2 separate regions of the Homo sapiens genome follow, and region 2 is linked to region 1. The links are chromatin loops, found by intact Hi-C in ENCODE. Cell type or tissue: ascending aorta. All regions are shown on one strand. Region 1 overlaps ST7L (suppression of tumorigenicity 7 like). Region 2 overlaps ST7L (suppression of tumorigenicity 7 like).

Region 1 (2,500 bases):
GAAATTATAAACACAACAACCTTTGCTAATAAAAACCCATCAACATTGCAAGGGTAATAATACAGTTTAACCTTTAAAATGTTACTTGAATTTCCTAATTTGTGTATATTTAAAATGCGGTTTTATAAAGAGTAACAAAAGGTTTTTTTGGGTTTTTGTTGTTGTTGTTTTGTTGTTGAGACAAGGTCCACTCTGTTGCCCGGGCTGGAGTGCAGTAGCATGATCACAGCTCACCACAGCCACGATTTCCTGGGCTCAAGCAATCCTCCCACCTCAGTCTCTGAAGTAGCTGGGACTACAGGAATGCGCCACCACAACGCGCTAAATTTTTAAAATTTTATACAGAGACCAGATCTTGTTCATTTGTCCAGGCTGCTCTTGAACTCCTGGCCACAAGCAATCCTCCTGCCTCAGCCTCCCACAGTGTTGGCAGTACAGACACGAGACACCACACCTGGCCACAAAAAGTTTTTTACAAGGTTTTAGACATCATATATATAAGTTATCCCCCTCTTATAAATGAGGAAATTATAGCTTAGACAGTTTATGTAGCTTGCCCAAAATTATCAGCTAGTAAGTGGCAGAGTTAAGATTCAAAATTTTATCTTCTGGTTCCCAAACCAGAGCTTTTTCCACTATATCAGCTGCTTAATATTGATAGTTTCTTTAAAACAAACAAACAAAAACCATATTAAATAGAGACAGGGTCTTGTTGTTGCCCAGGCTGGTCTCAAACTTCTGGCATTAAGGGATTCTCCCACTCCATCCTCCCAAAGTGTTGGGATTACAGGTGTAAGCCACCGTGCCTGGCTTAAAGACAGTTTATCGTCTTTACTTAGACTTTTGTATGCTATGGACTAAACATGCTAAAATATGCTTATGTTAAATTATGAGGCTTATATTAACATGTAGTTTTAATCCTGAATTCCTCAATAGCTTCTATTTTTTTTAGCCAAGAGAAAAATCTCGTTCTTGTTTGGCATTTCACTTTAACAAAATGGTCTGTATTTAGTCCCTATTTAAAAAAATAGATCCAATACAAATGCTATTTCTACTACAGCTGGAGAGCACCACCTAGAGATAAAAAAAAGAACAGGCTGGGCATGGTGGTTCACGCCTGGAACCTTAGCACTTTGGGAGGCCGAGGAGAATGGATCGTTTATGCCCAAGCGTCTGAGACTACCCTGAACAACACAGTGAGACTCTGTCTCTACAAAAAATAAATAAAAATTTAAAGGGAAGAGAAAAATTTATTGGCTATGCATGGCATAAAACTTCTTAAGATTTTTATCTGCAGCAGTATTGTTCCAAAGTGTACACTAGTAAACATGACATCCTAGGGATGTTAACGTGAATTATAAAAAATATTTTATTTTTTTTAAATTAAAAATATCTTCTTCAAGGAAAAGTTGAATTAAAGTTAAACAGTTTTGTTGTTTTTGTTTTTTGAAACAGAGTCTTGCTCTGTCACTCAGGTTAGAGTGCAGTGGCACCATCTTGGCTCACTGTAACCTCTCCCTCCAGGGTTCAAGTGATCCTCCCACCTTGGCCTCTCCAGTAGCTGGGACTATAGGTGCGCCACACACGCCTAATTTTTGTATTTTTTTGAAGAGACAGGGTTTTTCCATGTTTCCCAGGCTGGTCTCGAACTCTATCACCCCACCTCGGTCTCCCAAAGTGCTAGGATTACAGGTATGAACCACTGTATCAGGCCAAACAGGTTTCTTAATTGTGAGAATTCTCAGAATAATGGCCAAAATTCATTAAGTGTACATTCTGAACCAGCTATCATGTTATAAACTTACAACATTATCTGATTTACTCTTCATAATCCTATAAAGTTCATGCTATTAACTGCCAGTTAACAGATGAGGAAACTGGGGCTTGAAAAAACTGTAAGTTGAATTCATGACACATAAATTTTAGTCTTCCCAATGTTGCCAATATTAAAATGCTGTAGTCAGACATGGTGGCACATGCCTGTAATCCCAGCTACTAGGGAGGCTGAGACGGGAGGATGGCTTGAGCCCAGGAGTTAAGGCCACAGTGTGCTATAATGGTGCCTGTGAATATCGACTGTACTCTGGCCTGGGCAACGTAGTGAGACTCCATCTCAATTTTTTTTTAATGGGCAAATTTTATATAAAAACTGTATGTCCAGGTTCTACTTATTTATTCATTCATTTTTGAGAAAGGGTTTCTCTCTGTCGCCCAGGCTGGAGTGCAGTGGCAAGATCTTGGTTCACTGTAACCTCCACCTCCCAAGTTCAAGAGATTCTTATGCCTCAGCCTTCCGAGTAGCTGGGACTACAGGCACATACCACCATACCCAGTTATTTTTTGTATTTTAGTAGACGGAGTTTCATCATGTTGGCCAGGCTGTTCTTGAACTCCTGGCCTCAAGTGATCTGCCTGCTTCAGGCTCCCAAAGTGCTGGGATTATAGGTGTTAGCCACCACGTCCGGCCTGTCTGGGTTCTCTTTAAATCATTTGAAAAATT
Region 2 (2,500 bases), 70 kb before region 1:
ATTGGTGATTTCCTAGGACCATCAGTTAATAATTTTACCCAGTTATTAATGTGTTTATATATGTGGCATTTCATTAGGCACTGTAAAACTAAAGTAGGTAAGACGGGAGCAGTGGCTCACGCCTGTAATCCCAGCACCTTGGGAGGCTAAGTCGGGTGGATCACGAGGTCAGGAGATCGAGACCATCCTGGCCAACATGGTGAAACCCCGTCTCTACTAAAAATATAAAAATTAGGTGGGCGTGGTGACACGCGCCTATAGTCCCAGCTACTCAGGAAGGCTGAGCAGGAAAATCGCTTGAACCCGGGAGGCGGAGGGTGCAGTGAGCTGGGATTGTGCCACTGCACTCCAGCCTGGCAACAGAGCAAGACTCTGTCTCAAAAATAAATATGTAAATTAATTAATAAATAAAGTAGGTAGGCCAGGTGTGGTTGCTCATGTCTGTAATCCCAGCACTTTGGGAGGCCGAGGCAGGTGAATCATTTGAGTTCAGGGGTTTGAGATCAGCTTGGCCAACATAGTGAAACCCCATCTCTACTAAAAATAGAAAGATTAGCCAGGCATGGTGACGTGCACCTATAGTCACAGCTACTTGGGAGGCTGAGGCAGGAGGATCGCTAGAACCTGAGAGGCAGAGGTTGCAGTGAGCCAAGATCATGCCACTGCACTCTAGCCTGGGCAACAGAGTGAGACTCTATCTCAAAAAAAAAAAAAAAAAAAAAAACCTAAACTAGCAAACTGAAGGCCTAGGATTCTGACCATAAATAAAGTCCCTTGTCTTATTTTACCATATTTACATATTTACTCAGCTATTATTTTTCTAGTGATTGGATATTTCGTTATCAATTATACTCAAGTATTTATATTTTATTTGAAATTTGAAAATACTTGAATAACAATACTGAGATGAGCCTATTAGAGTACTTAACATGCAGTAGGTGCTCAATAAATGTCTGCTAAACTGAGAGCTATTCTGGGACTTCATTAGGCCAGGAAGTTGACCGCTTAGGGCTGGATACTAACCCAGGAATTTCTGATGTAATATCCTGCATTAGTAAGGGATGACTAATTTTGTGCTGAACCAAGGTCAGCTATAAATTTCACTTTTAAAACATAATGATTCACAGAGATTACACCTAAGCTTCCTTCAACAGCTATATTTTAATTTTTATTTTACTATATTCAGAAAGTATATACCAAAACACAAACCCATTAAAAATCCAGAAAATGTCCAGAACCTTGAGCCATGATTAAAGTAAAAGCACATCAAAATGGAAGTTTTAAAAGTTAGAAACATTAGAAACTGTAGAGAACATTGTGCTTTCAGCACCCAAAGAACCAGTCAGCAATCCCCTTTGCCCTGTCCCTCAGCCATGAGAGGCCAACTTCTTCTTCTTCCCAACTTCAAATCAAGAGAAACAAACCCTGCTATTCAAGAAGGTGGGAAACACATACAAGACAGCAAAGTTAGTAATATTACCTAACCTATATAGCATTTTATGGTTTATAAAGAACTTTAATTTATATTAGCTCATTTAATTCTTTTCAGTAACCCTAAGAGATAGTAGTATTCTCACTTTATAAGGTAGAAAACTGCATAGCTTTAGTGAGGAAATTTCCTAAAATATGAGATTTTTATACTGTAAGAGAGACCTAATTATTTCTTCCTGGATTGCTTTCTGTAGATTCATTTGTCAGTCAATGTTTGGCTAATACATCAAAATAATGGATGACTATTACAGAAACACTCCCTTGGAACGAAAGTTCAAATTTCATCACTGGCTTGTAGAGAAAAATTTATCAGAAGGCATAAAAGACGACTAAATAGCTATGTGAACTAGGGGAATAGTTCAACTCTGAACTTATGAGGTCCATAAGCAAATTCCAGAATGCGGTAAGTCATATCAAAGTTGAAGGAAAATTAAAAACAAAAAACATTAAGTACTCCTGGGTATTAAAACTCCTTATTGTTAACAATTTGTTCATTCTTCCACAGTCAGAGACAGAAAAAAATACTCTAAGAACATAAAATATAATCAAACAAAACCCCCCAGCATATTCCCCCTCTCCTACCTTCTGGAGTTTGCACCAAGTTAGAATAAAGGCTTGCCAAGAATAAACTGTCTGGTCTTATAGCTTACAGCTTTGACAACATAATAACCCTGATTTTATTCATATTACTATGTAAAATTGGCCTTATATTAGACAACCTTTGCAATAATTTACAAAGGAGGGCATTATTTTAGGCTAAATGTATTAGCTTAATATAATATACTCTTGCATATTGATGTTCCATAATTTAAGGTCCATTCTTTTGCCTTAAATATATTTGTTCCTGTTAAAATGGAAAGACAACAAGAACTACCACCACCACCTCTTTAGAAAGGAAAATAAAATTTCTCTCATTAATGACATCTTAATTGCTAAAGTCAATGGATTCTTCTTAGTATTTACCTTACCTATTATCTTGGATATTACTCCTCACTTGGAAATTTCTTCT

What was found. A loop is a pair of places that touch in the nucleus more often than their neighbours do. Peaks named below come from ENCODE experiments on the same cell type or tissue, not always from the same donor. Only the 100,000 strongest peaks of a DNase experiment are listed, where the experiment ranks them.
Region 2: a loop joins it to region 1, with 2.6 times the contacts of the local background. A loop is called at or near these places in 7 of 110 quality-filtered maps.

What each region holds. Positions count from the first base shown.
Region 1 is chr1:112,613,570-112,616,069 of GRCh38, forward strand. All of the region lies in intron 2 of ST7L (suppression of tumorigenicity 7 like), which reads right to left. Among named protein-coding and RNA genes, the nearest start is that of ST7L, 4.3 kb to the right of the region's middle. In ascending aorta, a CTCF peak has its summit at 1,096; no DNase peak of the experiment used is centred here.
Region 2 is chr1:112,543,168-112,545,667 of GRCh38, forward strand. All of the region lies in intron 13 of ST7L (suppression of tumorigenicity 7 like), which reads right to left. Among named protein-coding and RNA genes, the nearest start is that of WNT2B, 35 kb to the left of the region's middle. In ascending aorta, no CTCF peak of the experiment used is centred here; a DNase peak (open chromatin) is centred at 1,015; H3K27ac peaks cover 2,500 bases.